Regions from separate parts of the Mus musculus genome. Here region 2 is linked to region 1. Evidence: chromatin loops called from intact Hi-C (ENCODE). Cell type or tissue: heart. All regions are shown on one strand. Links, peaks and the distances in the headings refer to the core of each region. The heading gives the core; the rest is flanking DNA.

Evidence for each region. Peaks named below come from ENCODE experiments on the same cell type or tissue, not always from the same donor. Only the 100,000 strongest peaks of a DNase experiment are listed, where the experiment ranks them.
Region 2: it touches region 1 in a loop (1.8-fold over the local background); 6 of 42 quality-filtered maps call a loop at or near these places.

What each region holds. Positions count from the first base shown.
Region 1 is chr16:44,342,529-44,354,766 of GRCm38, reverse strand. It overlaps Spice1 (spindle and centriole associated protein 1), which reads right to left and starts at 7,366. Exons shown (of 18, transcript NM_144550.4): 1 at 7,261-7,366. In heart, for the core only: a CTCF peak has its summit at 7,029; DNase peaks (open chromatin) are centred at 7,136 and 7,346; H3K4me3 peaks cover 1,931 bases; H3K27ac peaks cover 1,650 bases.
Region 2 is chr16:44,293,090-44,305,327 of GRCm38, reverse strand. It overlaps Sidt1 (SID1 transmembrane family, member 1), which reads left to right. Exons shown (of 25, transcript NM_198034.3): 2 at 4,266-4,387; 3 at 5,356-5,526. Among named protein-coding and RNA genes, the nearest start is that of Sidt1, 34 kb to the left of the region's middle. In heart, for the core only: a CTCF peak has its summit at 5,718; no DNase peak of the experiment used is centred there; H3K27me3 peaks cover 549 bases.

The sequences.
Region 1 (12,238 bases), core at 2,918-10,917:
ACCACGAAAATATCCCTTACATTCAAAGAGACTGGAACTCTTACTGGGCCTCACAGCCAAAGTTCTTAGTAACATAACTCTGAAATCTCTTAGAAGCTGTCTGTCTTACATGTACTCATCCTGTTTGTTTAATCCGCCTTTAAGAGAACTATGTAACAATAAACCCTACTTTCCTTGGATTTTCCAAGTAATCAACTTGTGCAACCAAAACTAATGGCATAGGCATGATCTTAAATTAGGTACCTTTTCATGACCCTGACCCAGGACAGTGCATGTACACCCTTTGGTGAAAGCAACAAATTCAGAGGTTGTAGCAACCTTCTCAAATAAATTCCCACTTAGGAAGACTGGTTGATAAGCAACGGTGTTGGTAGTAGTTTGTTATGTGGGTCAGTTAGGATCATTTAGAGGCAGTGACTTAATCCCTTGTAGAGTCTTTTAAAGATTTCCGTAAAGTATCCCATTCTTTAAAAGAATTACATTTTATTCCGTGTGATGCTTTCTATGCTGTTCAGGAAACAAAGAGCAAACCTTTGTTAGAGACAGACAAACAGAAACACACAAGACACACACACACAAATACAAATACAGATAATTGCACACCCATACATACAGACACTTGGACAGATTTACAAGCCAGGCTTTGGGCAAGCACAAATTCAGACTTATAAACAGACAGAGGACGAAGACACAGGCAGTATGGAGTGGAGGATTCAAATCTGTACTCCCTCTTGCTTAAATGACCCCAAAAGGAAGTGCTTGCGCTTCTTTCCTTCATGTATTCACACGTTATTGGTAACTCAAAGTCCATCACTAAGACATATTATCCACCCACCAAAATAACTTCAGAACTGTGAGGCTAACCCTCATACTCCTTACTAGCCGACTGTCCTGCTGTCATCACTGTCCCTCGCCCATACCTGTCTCTCTCCCCAGTGGAGACCACAGACCCTTGCACATGCTAGGCAAGTGTGGTACTCTTAAGCTACCCCTTCCCCTTCCATTAAGTACTTTTAATAAAATAATTTACTGTGACAACGATGCCTACACTCCAGTGTTTCCCTAACACAGTCTTTCCAGCTCTCTATACTGTCTTTCTCTTGCTACTTCTTACTCTCTAAACGTGTTGTCTAATTTCAGAGCTTACAATCCAGCAAAGGAGGTAAGTCACGATGACTACTTATTTTGTTTTTTCCTGTGGTGCTAGGCTTAAATTGATGCCCAGGTGTAAACTATGCCAGGCAAGTTTCCTCACACTGACCCCTATGGCAGACCAACAATTCAGACTTGGTTTACCTATTTTTATTTCAAACTTTGTTAACTTATATGAGTTTTGTAATGTTTTCATACATGTACATACATACTTTGATTCTATCCACCAACTGTCCTCTCTCCTCCCCCTCCAACTGGTCCCCTCCCTCTTCACAAACAATCAAGTGTTTCCCTCCTACTTTCACATCTGTTTCTGAACTCCAGAGAAAACAAGTAATACTTCTCTCTGAGTCTGGTTTATTTCCACTTAGTTCTATTTTCCTGCACATAGGATTTCATTCTTTTTGTGGCTGGATAAATATTCTCTATATACATCACATTTTCTTTACCTACTTATCTGTTGATGGATATCTAGGCTGAATTCACAGCCTGGCTTGACTTCTACTGAGAACAGTATCATAATAAACACGGATGCACAGGTATGCCTGTGGTGGCCTCAGACTCCTTTGGGTACATAGCCAGGAGTGGTACAACCACAATCATAAGGTGGTCCTTTCAGTGTTTTTAGTTTGAAGAACCTCTATATTGGTTGTACTAATTACATTCCCAACAGCGACATACAGGGGCTCCTCTTCAGCTCCCAATATCCTCACAGTATTTGTCATTTTTCTTGATGAAAATAGTCATTCTGGTGAGGGAGACTCTCAATGGGGCTTTGTTTGCATTTCACTGATGTCTGAAGATACTGAGTATTAAAAAATAAAAATAAAAAAAAAACTATTTCTGTGTATACAGAGGCCAGAAGAGGATGTCAGAACCCCTAAAGTCAGAGTTATGGGTGATCATGAACCACCCAATATGGGTGCCATGAACCAAACTCAGCCAGTCCTTCAGAAGAATAGTACTGAGCCATCCATCCAGCTCCGGAACATTTTTCTCTTGTATTTATTGGTCATTTGTACTTGTTTTGAAAACTGTTTGGTTCATTTGCCCACTAATTAGTCGATGTCTTTTGTGTGTGTGTGTGTGTGTGTGTGTGTGTGTGTTTAGTTTTTTCAAAGTTCTATATTCTGGTTATCAATGCCCTGTCAAATAACTACAATACAATAGGGAAGTACTTTTACCCACATTGAAGGTTATTTCTTCCTCTTTGAGTTCCAAGTGTGCAACTTTTTGAAAGGGCCTAACATCTCTGTCAATCCTTTCATTACCTTTACTTGCTTATCTCTGGGGTGAAGAAGGAGCACATGCGCACTGTACACATGAGGGCCAGAGAACAGTTTGCAGGAGTTGGTTTCCTCCTACCACCATGTAGACGTCAGGGATAAACATTGGTAGCAAAATCCACCGGGCAGCTCATCAGCACACATTTGTCAACAGTCTCACACAGAAAGATTCTGCCTGTGCCTGTATCTTGAGAGTTTTCCTGGCTTCACATCACCTTCCATTAAGGCTACTGATCAAGTCTGAACAGAAGTTTTACAAAGTGGGGGAAGGGATCTGGTTGCAGTTGTACGTAGAAACAAGACCTTCTCAGCATCATCTGTCGCCAACAACTAAGTCTTACAGTGGTGATGCCAGTAGCCGCTGTAGCGGAAGCAACGAAGGTCGGCTAAGGCAGTCTAGGTTCTTACTACATGCAGACTGTCCTAAGCTCTTTGCACCTATTAGTCTCTTATTACAACAGCTCCATGAAGTGCTTACTACTTACTCATTTTATAGATGAGGAAACTAAGGGGCAAAGAGTTAACCAACTGTGAAGTTCACTTGCAGTAGAAACACAGCCAGCACTTAACCGGACATGGAACAGACAAAAGTCAAAATGAACCACTGCATTTACAGACACTAATATTCCAACAAGGTGCCAAAGCAATTCACTTCAAAGAGCACTGTTTTCAATATTCCTTTGAAAAAGTCCGACTCCTACCTCATACAGGGTACAAAAATTAGCATATAACATGAAGTCATATATTAAAATGTCAGAACTAAAACTGTATGACTATTAGAAGAAAGCATGAGTGTAAAGAGCTGTGAACCCTAGGTCAGGCTGGAGAACAGAGCCAAAAGCACAAGAAACCAAGATGTAGGGAGGACAGTTGGGTTCATCAAAAATTTTAAATATTGTACTCAAAGGTATAATCAAAAAAAGTGAAAAGATACCTAATGCAGTGGCAAAAGTTATTTGCAAATCACTTACCCGGTATCTAGAATATACATAAAAAATTCTCATAACTGGACTAGTCAAACAACCAAATTTAAGTGGGCATAGGTCTTGAATAGGTATCTCCAAATAAGATACTGCAGATGGTAAATAAGCACATAAAAAGAAGAGATTGTCAATATGGGGACTGGTGAGATGGCTCAGTGGTTAAGAACCCTTGCTGTTCTTCCTGAGAACCTGAGTTCAATTCCCACAACCTACATGTTGTTTTACAACCATCCGTAACTCCGGTTCCAGGAGATCTGACAACCTCTTCTATCCACCAAAGGCACCAGGCAGCACACGGTACACATACATACAGGCAAAGCATTCATACAATATAAAACAAGATAAACCTTTTTTAAAAAGTGACCAACATAATTAAATGCCAGTCAAAACCAGTCAAGGGTGACTTTAATAAAAAAAAAAAAAAAGTATTGGCACAAGTTTGAAGAAACTGGAACCTTCATATATTTGATTGGAATGTAAATTTACATAGGCGCTTTGGAAGACCAGTGGGAAGTTATTCAAAAATTTAAACAACATTACCATGTGACTCAGAAATTCTCCTACATAACCATTAAAGAGAATTAAAGACATTAGTCCAAAGAAAACCCTGTAAGTGAATGTCCACAATAATATTATAGTTAATAGACAAAAGTGGAAACATCTCAAAATGCCCATTAATTGATGACTACATAAATATGTGACATATCTATACAACTGGGATGTTATTTGGCAATAAGATATAAAGTACTGACACATGCTACAATGTGAATGAAGTTTGAGTATATTAACTATGAGAACCAGGAGGCAGGGCAGCCCTGTAACCTCAGGGCTCAGGAGAAGAGATAGGCAATCCCTAAATTGGCTAGCTACATTAGCCAAATTAGCAAGTTCTAGATTCAAGGGAGGTACCCTACTACAGTTTATAAGATAGAGAAGAACCAACCAAGACACCCAATATCAACCTCTGACCTACACACACACACCATATGCACCTGTGAGAAAAAGTTAAATGTAAAAAAGCAAAAAACAAGAACTGCATGTATAAACTACCTGATGTTAATATATATGCATTGATAATGAAGAGCCTTAGCACTAATCCCACAATTCCGTGAGACATACACTGTCTTAAGAGATAGCACAGCACAGTGGCTAAGAATACAGCCTGGAACCAAAGTCTATGGATTCGCTCTGTTGATAACCCTAAAATGAAGCTAATTAAATAGGTAAGCTGCTTGGAACCCCTGCCTGACACATACTAAGTCCTATTTAAGTGTTGATGACATCAGTGACAATTTTTACCTCTTTTCTCAAATGAGGACAGAATCACACTGCTCACAGTGACACAGATAACAATGAGGAGAGGAAGGAACTGACACTCAGTGTCCTGACTATAAAGTATACGCTAGGAAACCACAAACAACGGATCAACTTTGCTGGGTAAAAACAAGCAACTCTTCAAAAGGGAGGGAATTTTTATTTCAAATTATATTTAAAATATTACATTTTTTTTCATAAGTTAAAACTCTACCAGCCTCAACCCTGGAAACAGTCATGAATCTGACGCATACAAAAACTTACAAGTAGCTAAAAGGGGTTAAAGGTCCATGTGCCTGTTTACCTCTCAAAGGCAGTTGTGGGGAACTGAGGGAAATGAGCACTGTTTGTTTGAGGCATAACAGAGACTAGAGGTATTTTAAGGGCAGTCAATAAATCGCAGCACCCTGCAGAAGTGGGGCCAGTGTGGAGAAAATGAGGAACGTTAACTGCTTCCTAACGCTAAGAGTGCAAACCCTTCCTTACTTCTCAGGCACTTTCCTCTTCCGCGGCTTCCACAACACCCTTTTTCCTGCTATTTCACTACTCTTTCCTCTTCAGACTACGCTGGACTCTTTCCTTGGAAAACGTAGCCAAGGGCCCTCATCTCGGTCTATCCCTGTCCTGTCCTCCTCTTACACGTGTCCCTTCACCCAATACTGGGGAACCCTACCACACCCCCACGCACTGGATGTGAGCAATGGCAGTAAACTGCAAATGAGTCTAGTCATATGCCAACTTCCACTGAGCTTGCTTTCTGGACCATCGTGAGGTCCAACAGCCCCCTTAGTGATTCTCAGAAACCTCTCAGCAAAGCTATTCCTATACCGGGCACACAGACACATAACTAAAGGACCATAACTAGACAGTTTCTAATGAATGTTTCCTAACTGTCCCTAAAACATCAAGCGTCCTTTGCTGTGCATTCACTGCCCTTCCATACACCTCAGAGTATAGTAAGATGCAGCTCGTTTGGCACAGCCCTCCCAATCCTCTAGATCTAGATACCTAACTGTTTGACTCAGTTACTAAACTTAGAGAATTGCCATCCTTCTTGTTGCTCTGGCTTAAGCGTAAGCATCGCCTCTGGTTCCTAACTGTCTCTTTGTCTGCTATGTAACACAATCTATAAATCCTTCCTTGAAATATCCCGCCCATCTGTCCGTTCTTTTCCATTTCTACTAGGAACAATTCTGAACAGCCTGTTATTAATTTTCCTGTAAGGTTTTCTTCCCATTCATCCATCCACTCCACGTTATCAAGTAACTTTCAACGTGCTTGCTAGGCACCAAATAAAACAAAACAGAGAAGTAGCCTGTGCCCTCTCAGAGGTACGTTTCTCAAAAGATCATAACTAAACAACTTCTTACAAAAGGCAAGCCTGAAAGTTAATTCTTTGTGTCAAGGAAGTTCCTAATCTTCAATACACATGAAGAAAAGCTGCCTCCTCTCCTTAATTCCCTCCACAAAGTCGGGCTGAAAATAAAGAGTAAATAAAAGAAAATCAGAATGCTGGGCAGTGGTGGCCCAAGCCTTAAATCTCAGCACTTGGGAGGCTGGGGCAAGCAGATTTCTGAGTTCGAGGACAACCTGGTCGACAGAGTGAACTCCAGGACAGCCAGGGCTACACAGGGAAACCCTGTCTTGAAAAAAACAAAAAAAGAAAGGGGGATGGGGGGAGAAAATCAGAAAGAAAATGTTCTCTGCAAGTGGGTGTGTGTGTGTGTGTGTGTGTGTGTGTGTGTGTGTGTGTGTGGAACATTTACAGAATTTGTTTCAGTCTGAACAATAACAGTCTAAAAGCTAACTGAGGGCCCCTGCAATTTGAGGGCTATACAAAAGACCACTGGAAGCCCTTGCCTGCTCTTAAGGAGGGATGGTGGAATTCTACCAGATTTACCTTAACTAGTATGAAAACAAACTGGGGGACAACCAGAACACTGTCCCTGCCATCAATCTTACCCGGATACAGGGATACAGGGATCTCAACGTTTTACTCCCTCGTAAGATTTTAATGGAGCCCACTGTAGAGAAAAATCCAACTTCAAGAGCTGCTCTTCGTGCGGCCCCAGTTTTCCCTCCCACCCATACTGAGACCCAGCTGTGACCTTCACAAGCAGTGCCATGCACTGTCTGGAACAATTTCCTATTTTTGACTCCCAAGCTCAAGCCTGTCCCAAACTTTCAAACGGCCCCTTCCTTAGAAACCCTCACCTAAACGCTCAACTTAAAGGACGCGCCCTGTCCCAACACCCGATACTCTGCCACTCCCTAGCGGGACAGTAAACAACTGCATCACCCGCCGGCCTCGGGATTTCTCCCGCCAGCAGGGTGCGGGAACGCGGCGCGCGTGCGCGGGGCCCGCTGTCCCGCGGGGGATCCAGGCGCTCCCCGGAACCGCACTCTCAGGCTCTGCGAGGCGAGCGGCCGGCCCTGGGGTGCGCACGCCCACCCGGGCGCCGAGACCCAGGCGGAGACGCCGGCCGCTTCTCCTCGCCCTATGCCCCCGCTTCACCCCAACCTGCCTTGCCGCTGGCCGACTGTGCCTCCGCCCCGACTAAAAGTTCAGCCTCCAGAACCACAGAGCCCGCCACGGGGGAACGCGGAAAGTGGCTTCCGGGCCGTTGCCTGGGTTACCAGAGCTCCGCCCCCACGCCTTTGCGTACATCCGGCGAGCTCCTCCGAGGCGACCCAGAGGCGGTACTGGCGTGGGGCTCTGCAGTTCTCACCCAAAGGGCCAAATGGCGCGCCTGTCATAAGCCTCTAGAAGTCTCCAAAAGAAACTTGCACACCAACCTCCACATACCGCACTTCCTTGCCTTAACTTTTGATCGTTTGCTTAGAAATATGTCTTGCTACCTCCCAGTGGAGCCAAACGCGCTAGGTTCACCGGGAACTAAAACTGACCCTGCTCTCAGCAAGTTTACAACCCCATAGCAGCAAGCTATTGACGACCGAAATGTATAAGGTGAAAACTGTATACATGCTAAGAAGGAACTGTACAAACTAGATAGTGACCTTATGGGAATATTTCAATATCGCAGGAAAGCTGAAATGAAAGGAGGAGTAGATTATTTAAAAAGAAAGAGCATTTCTACAGAGGGAATTGCCTGTGCAAGGATGTACGTCAAACTGCAATGGAGGAATAGAAGTTGAGAAAACTTGGTGATTGTGCTTGGGTGGAGGCAGGATGTGCATAACTTCATAAATCATGTTAAGGACTTTACAATGAATGTCTTACCCTTGATAAGTTCCTTGGAAACCCCTGACCTTCAATTGTTAAGGGGAAAGCTACACACGGATCAACAGGTGTATATTCAGTGTCATCCAGGTGCAATGAACTGCCTTCTGAGACTTTCCACTCTGATCCAATGTGGACGTGTTGTCTATGTAATCGTCATCACCCCTTCCTCTCCAACTTGCTGTAGTCACTTGCCAAGTAACCAGCACTGGCTCTCCTAAGTGCTTGTCCATGCTGACTCATGCCCCCCAACTTTAGGTAAGCCCCTACCTAAAGTTGATGGAGCATCCTGTTAGGTCTCTGCTCCGTTAATTCTCTCACTCCCCTAGATAACAGTAGTATACTTTCTTATTTATCTCCTCTAACCTCATGCCAGTCTATGGACTTGCTTCTCATTTCGTTTTTAACACTGAATTAATTTCAGAAAACTTAAATCCGCTTCCATCACTGTTTCTGCCTTCTATCAACATATTTACCCACAGAGTTCATCTTTTCCTTCAACTTCCAAAACCCAATGAAACATGTGTGCGCATGCACACACACAAGAAAACTACAAAGTACATAATAATCAAATCAATCAAAACTAGTGATAAAGAAAAAAAATCTAAAAACATATGTGCACAAGAACATAAAAAGGGTATATAACAATTTCTCTTTAGAAACAAACTAGACAGTAGGACAATAATATATGTTGTTCCACTTGCTTCCTTGTTTTATTCTTTTCCATATATATATATATATATATATATATATATATATATATATATATCTTGTTTATTTTATGTATTTCATACCTATTAAAATGCATTTTCTTTAGAAAAATAATTAGCAAACTGATTCTGAAATTCTTGTGAAAGACCTACAATAGCCAAAATCAAAAGAACAAAATTTGATTTCTAAACATGACTGATTTTAAAACTTATTATGAAGATTATAGCAATCATAATGTCATGATATGGATCGACAGTTATACTGTCTGGGTTTGTGTGTCAACTTGACTCAAGCTGGAGTTATCACAGAGAAAGGAGCCTCCTTTGAGGAAATGTCTCCATGAGATCCAGCTGTAAGGCATTTTCTCAGTTAGTGATCAAGGGTGGGAGGGCCCGTTGTGGGTGGTGCCATCCCTGGGCTGGTAGTCTTGGGTTCTATAAGAAAGCAAGGTGAGCTAGCCAGGGGAGGCAAGCCAGTAGCATCTCTCCATGGCCTCTGCATCAGCTCCTGCTTCCTGATCCAGTCCTAACTTCCTTTGATGATGAACAGCAATGTGGAAGTGTGAGCTTAATAAACCCTTTCCTCCCCAACTTGCTTCTTGGCCATGATGCAGGAATACAAACCCTGACTAAGAAAACAGTCATTCAAATATATCAATGAAGTAAAGCAAAACTCAAAGTAAACTCATACAAGTGTAGAAAACTAATGTTTCATAAAGGTAGTTTAGTGGAGAAATGGTAGCTTTAAAAAATGAATCTTAGCTGGGCGTGGTGGCACACGCCTTTAATCCCAGCACTCGGGAGGCAGAGGCAGGCAGATTTCTGAGTTCGAGGCCGGCCTAGTCTACAAAGTGAGTTCCAGGACAGCCAGGGCTATACAGAGAAACCCTGTCTCGAAAAACCAAAAAAAAAAAAAAAAAAAAAAAAAAAAAGAATCTTGCTGGAATAGTTATATTTCCATATGCAAAATAATGGATCTAAACAGTATACTGATCACATTCAATAAATTAATCAAAAAAGGAATACAGGACTGGGGATATAGCTCAGCTTGAAAAGTACCTCCTGCCTAAAATGGAAAACCCGGGTTCCATCCCCAGGCCAGGCATGGTGGTGTACATTTGTAATCTGTGGTGGTTAATTTTAAATGCCAACCTGAGAAGAGAGCCTCAGTTTAGAAATCACCTATATCAGATTAGCCTCTTGACAGTCTGTGGGGAATTACCTTGATTTTTGATTGAAGTAGAAGAGCCCAGCCCACTCTGGGTGGCAGTTCATCCCTGTATTTTTTTTTTTTTTTTTTTTTTTAAGGATAGATGAGGATAAGCCAGCTAGCCTGCAGTATTCTCTGTTTCTGCTGTGCCCTTTGGCTGGACAAGTGAGTTCCAAGGTCTGAGGTTCTACTGTGTGGAATAGCAAATATGTCAGCCTTCAAGTTCTTGCCCTGAATTCCTGCCTTGAGTTCTCCAATGATGAACTGTAATCTGGAATTTTAAGCCAAGTAAACCTTTCCCTCCTCTGTGTTACTTTTGACCAGGGTGTTTTTACAGAAGTAAAGGCAAAAGAAACTGGACCATAAGCCTGGTGCTGGGAGGCAAAGACCCATGGACCCTGGAGTTCATCGGCTAGCCAGTCTAGTTGGATTGAGTCCAGTGTCAAAATATAACATTGAAATTTGTGAATTAATTTGCTTGACATTGACCTCTAGCTTCCACGTGTGCAAATGGACAAAAGCAGAAAATATTGAAGAACCTATGTGGGTTGGGCAAACATAATCCATAAATATAAGATAAACTGGAATTCATTAAAATTGAATTTTTTCTCACACTTCCTGTTAACAAGTCAAAAAGCCCATAGACTAATACAAGTATTTCAATTAAGGACTTATATTTTCATATATATAAAGATATCTCAAGGTGTCTGGAGCCCACTGTGTGATACAGTCATCCCAATTCTGGATCTTTATCAAAGAGGAAGGAAAATATGGTCCTACAAAGACTTATACATGCAAGCCTGCAGCAGCTTTGTTTGTAATAGCCAAAAGCTGTTATCTCAGATAAACACTCATCAACAGATAAATGGGAAAACACATTGTTACATATCTACACACGGAAACACTGCACAGTCAGGAATAATAACAAACTATTGCTACAGAAGCCTTTATGTATATCATAGTTACTGTGCTGAATGGAAGAAACCAAATAACATATATTCTATGGTTCCATTTATATAAAACTTGGGGAAAATGAAAACCAATAAAGAGTGGCAGTAGGTGAGTGGGCTCTTGGGATAGGACGGAGCCAGTTAGACGAGGACGAAGGAATCTCTGGAAAAGGATGGATATGATCCTGTCCTGGTGGCTTCACAGATTGTGTGTGTGTGTGTGTGTGTGTGTGTGTGTGTGTGTGCGTGCACGCAAAACAGGTGTTGTTTTTAAAAACATTAAACTTGTGGAAATTGACATATGTCATTTGTACCTTTTGTACCTCAAGAAAGCTATTTTTTTACCTTTTTTTTTTTTGGCTTGTCCTAATATGCTCCCAAACCACAGGACACCCACTATCCATTCAATCCCTCTTCAGCTCCCCAGTGCCAACACCTAACCAGAGAATCCCCAAAGCCTTGTCTTTATTTCACCATAAACGTTTTCTGCTCTCTAGCTTTTCTTTCTTTACTTTTAAAACACTTTTTTACGATTTTATTGTTGTTGTGGAAATCAAATTCAGTGTCTTACTTCTGCTAGACACGTGCTTTACCAGATTACAGCTGTCAAGCCTAACCTGACTTTGAGTCTATACCAAACACAAATGACAGTGGTTGGGTTTCTTGCTATGCCAATCTCTGAATCAATGACACCTTTTTATTCTCAAAAGAGGTCAGCTGATAAGTCTTCAATTATTTCTACCACTTTGGCTGTGGAAGATTTTACTCTATTGTTTTATTCTTAAACTAGGAAGACAATCTTGAGTATCACTGTAAGAATAAACATTATTAATACTTCCTGATTTTTACAGTGTGAAGATTGAAACTAAAATATGTTATATGAATCTCTGATCAATTCTGGGAGGAAAACCAATACGGAAACTCTCAGTTGTGATCAAATCCCAACCATCAAGAGGAGGATGCTGCAGGAATTGTTGGTCCAATTCTGTTGTTATCTATGGACAAGCTGTTGACCATTTGAACGTTCAGTCAAACCAGCTGCTTCTTTTGCTTTATTCTCTTGCTTGGAAGAGCTTGGCCAGTTCAGGGAAGACTAGAAGCAGACTTTTTCACCATTAGAAGATTCTCTAGTCTTGTCTATAGTCAACTGTATTATAAAACGTAAACTTCCCAGTGTGTTCTCATCATGATATGATGAACAAGAGCAGCTACACGGGATAATTTAAAGCTGTAAATTATGTTGTTGCACGCTAGAGATAGCAGACATGATTTAATGTTTTTTCCTGCTGGGATTGAATCTTGATTGCTCCCATCTCTCCTTTCCATGCCTACATTTGGAATAGTAATGCTTATTCTGGGCTGCCATATAATTTTCTTTCTGATTCATGTTTA
Region 2 (12,238 bases), core at 1,606-9,605, 48 kb after region 1:
AGTATCTGCCCTTCATTAAGCTTTGTCTTCACACAGCCTGCTTCACTGTGGTAGGCATAATCCATTTTTCTCAGCTGCTCGTTAGCTTCTGGGAAGGCAAAGCAGGGTTTGAGCAGGCCCCTCATCCTCTCCTCTGCCTAATGGCTGATCTGTTCATCTTGCAAAACTGCTCAGTGACAAACAATGCATACTCTAGAATCTTATATTTTTGGTTGTGAGCCTAGCCTTTAATGGCTGAGCCATCTCTCCAGCCCGCATACTCTAGAATCTTTTGTGCAATGTATTGTGTCAGTATCTCCGAGTTTGTTTTTATTTGGCTGGTAAGATCATTATTAAGTAATAAAAAATGTAATTGGATTATGATAACCCAACCAGGAAGATCAAGATGTGGAGATGGATGGGCAGTGGATGGGCTTAATACAGCCATGATGTAGCTTTTCTGCTCCCACATCAGTTCCAACAAAAGAGCTCCCAGGCTGCTGAAACAGTGCTGAGCTCATGGTTGGGCATCTCACAATGGCACGTAGGATCAGCCAGTAGATCGGGAGATGGCTTTAGAATAGTGCTTCCAAAGTGTAGGTCCCAAATTAGGTACACCTACTGCCCACCAGCATGTCTTAGAAATGAATAGTTTGAGGTTCGTTCTTCATCAGCTGAATTACACACACACACACACACACACACACACACCCTAATTGGGGAGGTGGGAATTTGCTAATGTTCAAGAATTTCTGCTATATAATGAAGTGTGGGGAAAAAATGTGAGCAACCCCCTTCTGGCACCAGGTCCCTAAGAAGGAGGTGGCATCTAGGTGAATGAAAGGAAAGAGGAATCCCTCTGTTTGCCTGGGTTCTGACTGCTCTAAGTTCATTTAGAGTAGGTTAAACCTCACTGTAAACACATATGCTGTCTAGTACTAGAATGTTTGCACTACAATTTAAAAAGTCAACCTGCTTCTAAGGTAATTTATTCTGCTAGGCTCTGGGGATTCTGAAAACAATACTGGCAGCTTCCTAGAAGAGCCCGGCAGTGAAACTAACAGCTAAAATACCAGTTAGGCATAAGGGCATGCATGCACCTGTAATCCCAGCACTTGGGAAACAGAGGATGGGAGATCATGAGCTCAAGGCCACCTCAAGCTACTCGAGAAGTCCCATCTAAAAATCAAAACAGAAACAAAGAAATAAAAATAAAATACTGTGCAGTCTACAATAGCATATATAGCTTTTTACCCACTAGGAGGGCTGGGATAAAGATAGCAGCAAGTGTTGGCAAAGAAGTAATGAAACAAGGAAGATTGCTGAATATGTAAATTACTGGAGTGTTAAATGATACAACTCTGAAAAACATTTTGGCAGCTCCTCAAAAAGTTGAATACAGAGGTACTATGTTTTCCAGAAATCTAATCATAGTCTATAGCAAAAAGAAGTGGAAATATATATTCACACAAGGTTGGTACACGGATATAACAGTATTGTTTGTAAATACTCAAAGTGTATAAGTAACACAAATGTCCATCAGCCAAAGACTAGATAAATAAAATATACATATATTTGTGCAATGGAATATTAGTCAACAATTAAGAAGAATGAAGGACTGGTATCAGACAAGATGAAACAGGTACAGTGTGTGAATCAAATTAATTTGTACCCTTTTTTTTTTTTTTTTTTTGGTTTTTGAGACAGGGTTTCTCTGTGAGGCCCTAGCTGTCCTGGAACTCACTCTGTAGACCAGGCTGGCCTCGAACTCAGAAATCCACCTGTCTCTGCCTCCCAAGTGCTGGGATTAAAGGTATGAGCCACCACTGTCTGGCCTTGTACCCCATTTTAAAAATGAAACTGAAAAAAAATCTGAAAAATTGAAAAACTCATACAACTATCAGATAAATCAAAAGAGTTCAAATAGTATTGAGATCATACCGTTTATGTTTTGAAGATTTATTATTTTTACCATATGTATATAGATATTTATCAACTTGTATGTATACCACATGCATGGCTGGTACCCTCAGAGGACAAAAGAGGGCACTGGGTTCCCCAGAACTGGAGTTAAGGACAGTTGTGAGCTACCACATGGAGGCTGGGAACGGAACCTGGGTCCTCTACAGAAGCAGCAAGTGCTTTTAACTGCTGGGCCATCTATCTAACCCCTGTTTATGGATTTTGTTAAGGAAGCCCTATCTCTTAGAGATATACATTGAACTATTTGATAATTGAATAATAAGCTCTGTGTGTGTGTGTGTGTGTGTGTGTGTGTGTGTGTGTGTGTGTGTGTTTCAGGATACAGTGAAGGAAACAGAAAGTATGGGTAAAATAAAATATATTTGTTGGGAGTTCTCAAAGATGAAAAATCCAGATCTATTTATTATAGCTTTCTTCTTACTTTGATATAAGACCGAATATTTTTCTGAACCATTTTAGGTCTCTTAAACAGGGAATGACAGATGAAATTGACATCCTAAGAGATGCAGCCCTGAGGGAAGAGACCAAGGAGAGCACTGAGGGACTCAAATCAGTAGAGAAAAGAGGCCATCAAAGAGGGTATTGAGGGTAGAGCTTAGTCAAAGAGGGTATTGAGGGTGGAGCTTAGTCAAAGAGGGTATTGAGGGTGGAGCTTAGTCAAAGAGGGCATTGAGGGTGGAGCTTAGTCAAAGAGGGCATTGAGGGTGGAGCTTAACAAGAAGGGAGGGAGGAATAGATGAGAGCAGTGTGAAGTGGCAGAAGAAAGGACCAGATGAACAGCTGTGATGAAACTTCTCGTCACAGAAAGGAAAATCAGAAGTGAAGGAAACGTGAGACTCCATGTAGCCACATTAAGTTTGAGAGGCAGAGCCGGCAGAAATCCCGGTTTAACAAAGAGGTCTGCACTAGAGATGTGATTTGAGCAATTATCAGCTGCAACACAATTTCCATGGAGACACACTGTAGGCACAGGAAATGCTCCCTCGGGAGCATGCATTTCTTATCAAATTAATAAGTAACTCTTTGGCTGTCCTAACACTGAAAACGTGAAGCAGTGGCTTGGTCAGGGAGAACGGAGAGAAGTAAGTGCTAGGGTAAAACACCCTGGCTGGGTCTGTTTCCTCTCAGCCCGCATGTGTGATAGATCTTTCTTCCCAGAGAGAGAGAGAGAGAGAGAGAGAGAGAGAGAGGGAGAGAGAGAGAGAGAGCGCTTGCCCCACCTCCCACCGCCATGCCTGTGTACATGCATGTTTGCATGTGTAGGTGCAGGTGTACATGTGTGTATCTGGAGGTAATGAATGAGAGATGTCTTCACTAACTTGCCAAGCTTACTCACCGAGACAGAGACAAAGACAAAGACAAAGCGGATATAGTTAATCCCTCTTGTCAGTTTGCTCCAGGGGTCTCCTGTCTCTGTATCCCAAGGCAGAAAGGCAACCTGGCCCACTCAGAATTTTACTTGGGTTCTGGGGATCTGAATTCTGATTTAACCACTGAGCTGGCTGCTGAGCCATTTTACCAGCCCCCTAATGAAGACACTTTGAAGAGAGAGTAAAAGCAATAGACCCATAAATTAAAATGTCACGTTTAGTAAGTGTAATGTAAGTTTTAGTTTCTCTTCTACTCTTCTTTATTTTCCTTCATTATTTTCTATATTTCATATGGTACTGTACATTTTTTAAGGAAAATAACAAAGCCCTGTAGCTCCAGTAGCAGCCTCAGCTTCATCCACGATCACCCTGTGTGCTCTGTGAGCTGCTGGTGAGGACGGTTATGTTAGCGACCTGTTTACCCCTGAGCAGGAAGGACTCAGCCTCCATGGGACGCTCTGCAGGATGGAGAGGGAGCAACAGACCATCTCGTGGGTTGTTTAAAAAAAAAGAATGGAAACAAAATGATTTACCATACCCGAAGTTTATCAACAGCTGGGGGGTCTTGTAGACTATGAAGTGTGTTGGGGATTGTGATTTTGATATTATTTATATTCAAATAAGAAAAAATACATCCATCTTTCTTTTTCTCTTCTGGAGTTATTCTTGAAGCCTTATGTCAGTCGGCTGCTCAGCTCCAACTCCTAAGCTTGCTGTGAGAAGGCTCCGTAATTTGGCCTCATCACAGAATAATTGAATCAGAATTTTTAAGCAGATTATATCCAATGCATCCATTATTTCCTGGGGCAACTTCAACATGTGGTCAAGGTTGAGACCCACTCCGGATAATAAAAGACAACTTGGGGCGTTTGGGGTGCCTGTCATGAGAAGAAATGTCTGGAGTCAGTGAGTTTGCTCTCGCCTGCCTCACAGGTGACAGCCGTGCGGGTGCATGTCAACAGTTCCTCTGACAACCTGGACTACCCAGTCCTGGTTGTGGTTCGCCAGCAGAAAGAAGTGTTGTCCTGGCAGGTCCCTCTGCTCTTCCAAGGACTGTAAGTATTCTCCGCCCAGGCAACTTCACTACATTTGACACTCTACAATGTCCTTAGACTTAGCCAGGTTTTTTGTTTTGTTTTGTTCTGTTTTGTTTTGTCTGGTTTTTCCCTCTTAGCCAGAAGAGAACTCAGGCATCCAAATGCCAGGGTAGTGCATGCCAAGTGCAAACAGTGGATGCCCCAAGGCTGATCAGTGGTATACATTTCTATTCTCTCTGAATTTCAGATGAGCATTCTGTCTAGCACTTCAGTGGCTAGGCCATTTGAACAATGGCCTATCATAATATTCTATCCCCTCTTTTGAAAATGGATCATCCCATACCAGTCGACGTACAAGCAGCATGAACCCCATCTTCAAAAGTCTCTTCTGTGTGCACTCTTCGCTCAGTGGTATTTACAGAGCAGAGCCAAGAGGGAGGTTCAGGAAGACGCTATGAAAAACAACAGAACTCTCTGCCCTGGCAGAGTACCTGTTGTGCCATGGAGAGTTCATTAAAGCACTGTGGCATCCATACAAAGCCCAGAAGGTGTAGAGAAACAGGCAGCTGAAGTGTGATTGCATGGTTTTTAAAGCTGCTGGAATTTGAGTGTTAAATACGGAAGTTTGATTGTTTTCACTTGAAATCAGTGAAACTGAAAAAAGAAAAGATTCCGTTGGCTGCTTAATTAGAAGAGTTCCTTCCTCAGATTTTAGTGGTTTTCCTTGAATGACTTGGGAGTCTGACTTAATGGAATATAGACACTGCTAAGGATACTGGTCTGGACATAATAGTCTCTATGTCCCTGTCATACGATGGATGTCAACGATAGGAGTTCCAGGATTGCTATCAATGGGCCCAGCCTGAAATTGAAAGCATAGGACTTGAAGCCAGATTAGAGGGGCGTAGTGTGAGATAGCATTCTCCCTGGCTGTGTTCACTGTGTCTCCTTCTCCTTGCTGATGTTGTCTATACCCGCGGCTACAGATACCAAAGGAGCTACAACTACCAGGAAGTCAGCCGCACTCTATGCCCTTCAAAAGCAACCAATGAGACGGGCCCTTTGGAGCAGCTGATCTTTGTAGATGTAGCGTCCATGGCGCCCCATGGTGCCCACTACAAGTTGCTGGTCACCAAAATCAAGCACTTCCAGCTCCCGTAAGTAGGTGACGATGACTCTCGGTTTTCGGCTCTGTTTTGCCTGTGGATACCCACTCAGCTCATGGGCCATCATTACAATAAGCCGATCATTCTTCGAACCTGAGCTCAACTTGAACCTTCAGGGAGGCCCTGCCTTTGCCAGTTGTACCTTTGAGCTCTTACTGTCACCTAGCGGTAGCCAGTAAGAATTGCAGGGCTGATTTTTCAGTGAGGTCGTTCGAGCCCTCGGAAAGGAAGCTATGAAACTGAAGCCATTCGGTCAAGGTAACGAATGACATGCAAATCTATTCTGCCACACTGTTGTCTGTTTTCACTTCGTGTAATATGGCTTTGTGGCCTCAAACAGACCTTGCAAGCATTATGAAACACACAAGCCTGAGGAGAGGATGGTGGTCATGGAGTCCAGATGAGGGCTGTGGTAAGAACCAGACTCCAAGTATTGAGAATGAGCCCTGACATGGCAGTTTCTGCCATACAGTTCAGAATGACAGACTAGAATGCATAGAGAACGCGTTTCGCTGATGCTCAGGGATTTTTGTTGTTCTTATTTGAGACGGGAATCTACCTATGCTGCCAGTCTAGCCTCGGACTTTTAGGCTCAAGCCATCCATCCTCAAACGTCTACCTCCTTAGAAGCCATGACAAGAGGGATGCATGGGCACCCAGCTCTGAGGTCCAGAGAGATGCTAGGATCATGTCCAAACTCACAGAGACAAAGAAAGGTCAAAATCAAAGCTCAACTCTGTTTCTGGCTTCCTGTTCTTAGACTCTCTCCTCTTTCCATTTAAATCACATCGTCCTGCCGGGTAGTGGTGGCACACGCCTTTAATCCCAGCACTTGGGAGGCAGAGGCAGGTGGATTTCTGAGTTTGAGGCCAGCCTGGTCTACAGAGTGAGTTCCAGGACAGCCAAGGCTACACAGAGAAAACCTGTCTCGATAAACCAAAATAATAATAATATAATAACAATTATTATTATTAATAAATAAAATTTAAAACATTTAAATCACATCGTCCCAAATTTACACCTTCCTAAATATGCTTCTCAATTGCACAAAGCATTTGTTTACTCTAATTCAGACTTCAAAGTGAGGCAGTTGTGCCTTTAAACTCTTTTCACACACATGTACGTCATTTTCCCAACAACTCCCAATGACAATGGGTGATTCTGTGTCATTAGGGTTGGTAGTTGTAGGCAGGGGATGGTGGGAGGGGGCACTGTAGGAACAGGCAGCCACTAGGTGGGAGGAGGGACATAGAATGGGGTAGTGGGAACATAGGAAGGCATTGAGAATGAAGTTGTCTGTGTTGCACGATTAGTAGTGTGAGGGATGGGTTTGAAGGAGACAATATTGGATGCAGAGAGATTAGAAGGCTAATACAATGAATGGTCAAGGTAGAAAGTGAGGAGGTGTCTTGAAAAATGTAGGAGGCGAAATTCACAAAACTTGAATGAATATGAAGGGAAGGGGAGTTGGGGGGCAGAGAATGGCATTGCATTTGGTTAGAGGAAATGAAGATTGAACAGTGTGACTGACTGCATGACCGGTCTCAAGCAAGAGCAGCTTCACTGCTGGTCAAGGAGGTTCACAGTTAACCTCTTCCTCTTCTCTTCTTGGCTTAGAAGGCACTTGAAATGTAGAAATTACCAAAACTTTGCTTCGATGAAATACTTTTTGATCTTCAGCTAAGCTTTTTGCTTTATGGGGAATGTCAGACTTACAGCATTACCAACAAGCTGTATCCACACATCGTAAACTTCCGTGTATTCATTCACTGGATTCTCAACGCTGTGGCCCAACGGTCCAGGGTGGAGGCAGTCTCGCTGAATGCAAAGCTGTGGGTTGATCTGTTCCTAAGGGCTTTGCCTAGGTTTAGTATATGAAGGGGAAGAGACTCCATCCCAGCTGGAATAGAAGACTGGCTGGCTGGTTTTTAGGCATTACCAGTGATTGCAGTCTGGGCTACGTGCTTCCAGATTTTGGCCTCTTATTCAAGTTCTTGAAATAAAGGTACACAGACTTCAAATTAGAACAAAAAAAAAACTATTCAAAAGATAATCAATAGTACAGATCAGAAATTAGTAGTCAGGCGTCCAGACCATGCACATCTACTCAAAGGTCTTGGCTATTATTTGGGGATCCTTTTATGGGGTTCAAGAACAGGAGGAGTATGGTTGATAAGGGCAAATCCCAGATGGTTCTATTTTGTTTGGCAGGCATAGATTATGTAAACCTTTGGTCATTGTGCATTTCCTTTCTCATGATGCTCAACTCTGCATGGACTCAAGATAATAAACAGTCAATTCTCCCTAAATCTTCACTCAGAAGACACAGTTTGCCTTACTGTGCATGAATCCAAAAGTAGTTCAGGCCTGACTTGACACCCTTCTGTCATGCTCAGAGATATCTAGAGTAAGAGTAAATAGAAACTGCCCTTTCTTGGTGATCATTGAGGGGAGGGGAAAGTTATTCTTTTGTTTGGAGGGCAGTGTGCATGCACTCAATGCAGGAAAGAGATTTTAATCTTAACAGGCTGTTGGGTGCATTATTAGGAGAAAGGTGAGAAAAAAACCCCAAACAAGTGGAGTCCCAGGATGATGATCTATTCCTTACGGCAATAAAGTCTCAAGATAGCCAGTGCAAAACAAATGGGAAGCAGTCTTCAGCAGAGATGTGTGATTTGGTACTGGTACACACTTCTCTGCTACCTCTCTCCAACTTATCCAGCATACGGCTGTGGCTTTCAGTTGGATTATAAATGGAGGTACAGTTATCCAGCCTGCATCCCTCCTCCTCCTCCTCTTCCTCCTCCTCCTCCTCCTCCTCTTCCTCCTCCTCCTCCTCCTCCTCTTGCTTGGGATGTGGTGTTCTCTAAACCCCAGGGTGTGTTGACAAACTCCTCTTGAAGGGCCAAAGTCAAGAGTGGACAGCGGGGATCTTTTCCTATGACTAGAAAGCTGGAAGACGACCTGCTGGTCATTAACAAACTGACCCAAATAAAACAAAAGAGAAATTCCCTACTGGAATTCTAGAGAGCACTGAAAGGGAACAGAGAAAACTAGCAGAGATGGAGAGTCATGGGTGAGAGGAGGAACAAAATAACAGCCCCCTGAAGAGCATGGGGATTGGGTGGGGCTGGGGAGTGCTCTGCACATGGCTCCTCTAAGGACTGGGACCTGCTGCAATGAAGATGAGGGGTAGCCAGCTGGAATTAAGGGCGATGAAAGAGTCTGAGTAGGAAAGAATGACACCCAGTGCCAATGATGTGTCTTAGGGTTTCACTGTTATAAAGAGACACCATGACCAAGGCAACTCTTATAAAGGACAGCATTTAATTGGGGTTCATTATAATCATGGTGGGAAGCATGGCATCATGCAGACAGAATTGGTGCTGAAGGAGCCAAGAGTTCTACATCTTGATCCATAGGTAGCCAAAAGGAGACTGTCTTCTGCAGGCAGCCAGGAGGGGACGTCTTCCACACTGGGTGGAGCTTGAACATGAGGAAGCCTCAAAGCTCATTTACATATTGAAACCCTTCCTCCCACAAGGCCACATCTCCCAATAGTGCCACTTCCTATGGGCCAAGCATATTCACATGACCATAGTGAGAATGACCTTATAGGATTAGTGAACTTATCTAGTAGTAGTAGTAGTAGTAGTAGTAGTAGTAGTAGTAGTAGTAGCTATGCAGCAAGTTTGAGACCAGCCTGGACTACATGAGACCCTGTGTCAAAAAATGCACCAGACCCTGTACCCCAGAGTTTCAGTGCATGCTCCCTCTTTTCCCTATCCTGTCTGCCCCATGGTCATTATTTCATATTGCCTTGTCTCAATCCTATTTTTGCTACCTTTATGTTTCTAGTGGGTGTTTTGTTTTGTTTGTTTTCTTTTTTAGGTCTTAACCTGCAGTATTTGTTTGTAATTTCAGGGCCTCATAGGGTTGTAATAGGGTGCTTGCCTAGCATGCATGAAGCCATGAGTTAGCCACCCAACACTGCTCAAACTGTGTGGAATTCCATGCCTAGAATCACACCACTTAAAGCGGAGGCAGGAAGATCAGGAGTTCAAGGTTGTGCTCAGCTACAAAGCAAATTTGAGGCCAGTCTGGAATACACCAAATCCTGTTTCAAAACCATGCACATGCAAAAGAAATTTGCATATTTCTTTATAATAAGAGTAACAAATTTTACCAGCCATCTCTGAGATAATCTCCTATTGCATAGGGAGCAAGGATCTCTCTATGTCAGCATGGCAAGGCTGAGAGATAGCTCAGCAGTAAGAATACTACTGCTCTTCCAGAGGGTCAGAGTTTGGTTCCCAGCCCTAACATGGTGGCTTACAACCACCTGTAACTTCAGTTCAGAGACTCTGACACCTTCTTCTGGCCTCTGCAGGCACCCACAGACACATACATACATACATACATACATACATACATACATACATACATACACACACACACACACACACACATACACACATTTACATTAAAATAAATCTTTTTTAAAAATTCCAACATGGAGGCAGGAGGGGCATCCAAGGTTCCACCTCCTGCTGTGGCCCTATTGACAGTTGATGGCTGCTACAGTAGGGAAAGTCACTTTTCTTCAAGGGGTGACCACCAGCAGGTTGGCCATGCCCTAGTGGAGGAGGAGGAGGAGGAGGAGGAGGAGGAGGAGGAGGAGGAGGAGGAGGAGACAGACGGAGACGGAGACTCAAAACCAGAAGTGAAATATACTGGGGATAAGCAGGGGGAATTGAGTCAGGGGCAGAAATGTTTAACATATGTTGTAGACTTCTACAAGATTTTCAAAGGATAAAAGACTAAACTAAGAAAAATAATGTGGATAGCGATAGAGAATCACACTCAACATTGACTGACTTCTGGCCTCCCCTCCCACATGTGTGGGTACCCATGAACATGGGTACACACACACACACACGCACACACACACATACAAGGGGAAGAGTAAAGGAAAAACTTAGTTGCAATAGTCTGTTACTTATTTTGAAATGATAGACAAATGAAGGAGTGGAAAAGGCAAAGATGATAAATAAGGGAGTTGATATTTGAAGATGCTGGGTCCCAGAGACAGAAAGAAATGTGGGATCCATATGCACGAGGGCAGATCCCATCCCAGAAGGATGAACCCCGGAGAGCAAGAGGTATCAGGAGGGCTGGCTGGAAGGGCAGGGACTGGAAGGGAGCTCACAATAAATGGCGATCAGCAGATAACGGGAATGACAGTGTGAAGTCCATGGTGCAGAGTAATAGTACATCATTTCCTCAGCAAACAAAGTGGGATTTGGAACACCCTCTGTGCCCTGACAGGAGCTCACTGATATGAGACTTAAGGTCCTGTGAGTCTTATGGTCCCTCATTCAAAATTACTGACAGTTTGTCCCTAGCGCTCCAGGAACTCACCTTTTCTTCTGTCTTCTATTTTATTACTCTTCTATAAATCTTTCTTCTTACTCCATCCCTCTGTGTGCCCCTTCTGCCTACTCTTTTCCCCATCTTCCTTCCATGCATTTCCTCTCCTGACTCAGAAGTCTTTCCTTTCCCTTCTTCCCTTACTTTAATCACCAAAGCAGCTTGTGTAAGTATTTGTTTCCTGTGTTTCATTTTGAAACAGATGAATGGAAACTTTGATGCCTCTTGCTTTGACACTGAATTGCCAGTGAGTTTCCTTAGCTTTGTGCTGTTAACTAATAGGAGCCTATGATAAGATACACCTTGCTCACCTCAGTCAGGGCCACTCTAGCAAATATTGTTTCATCTCCATGGACATACTGTTGCTTTTGTAGCTACTGTTAGCTCTGCAAAAAAAACTAGAAGGCTTAATTGTTTCTATTTTAAAGGCAATAAAACTCAAGGAACCAAAACAAACAAACAAAAACAAAACAAGAAAATAGAAAGTCTATGTTGATCCAGTATTACAATTGTCACTCAAATCATGAGGGACATTTATAAAAATTAAATTCCTGGTCAAAGTACACAGATTGCTTCAGGAAAGTTCATGCTTTCTGTTGCTAACCTAGAAAGTCAGTGTTGACTTTGTCATTCCTCTGATCTGGCAATGAGAGCATCAAAGGTCCCATGTAGCCCTGCTAACAGCAGATGACACTTCCCAGATTTGAAAGGGCTTGTCCCAGGCCACACACAGCACAGCACTCTGGTCTTTACTCTGGCTATGGACTCTAAAGTGGACACACCACGTCATCTGATATTGATGCTAGCATCTTTAGATGACTCGAGGTCAGAAGTTTACTACAGTGCTACTGTAGAACCAGTCACCTATGTGGGTAGCAATTTATGCCAAGAGTTAATATATAAAATTTCCATCTGCCACGGGACCAGCACCAGTCGGCCTCTCTCAGTCCATGGGGAATCAAGGTTCTAGACAGGTGGGCATGGAGTTGGTGAGAAATGACAAACAATTACAAACACAAGGGAGTGCTGTATCTGGATGCAATTTGTCAAATTGAGCACCAGTCTTATATTACAGACAAAAAACAAGAAGGCTAGGCAAATACATTTGCCAAGGTACACTGGTTCTTACACAAAACAAAGAAAATGCACACATAAAAAGATTACAGGAGCCAGGCAGTGTTTACAACTGAGAGTAGAAACAACCCTTAATTAAGATCAGCTAAACACAGGAGCCAGGTGAATGCTCTGATACAATGCTAGTCTACTGTTAAAC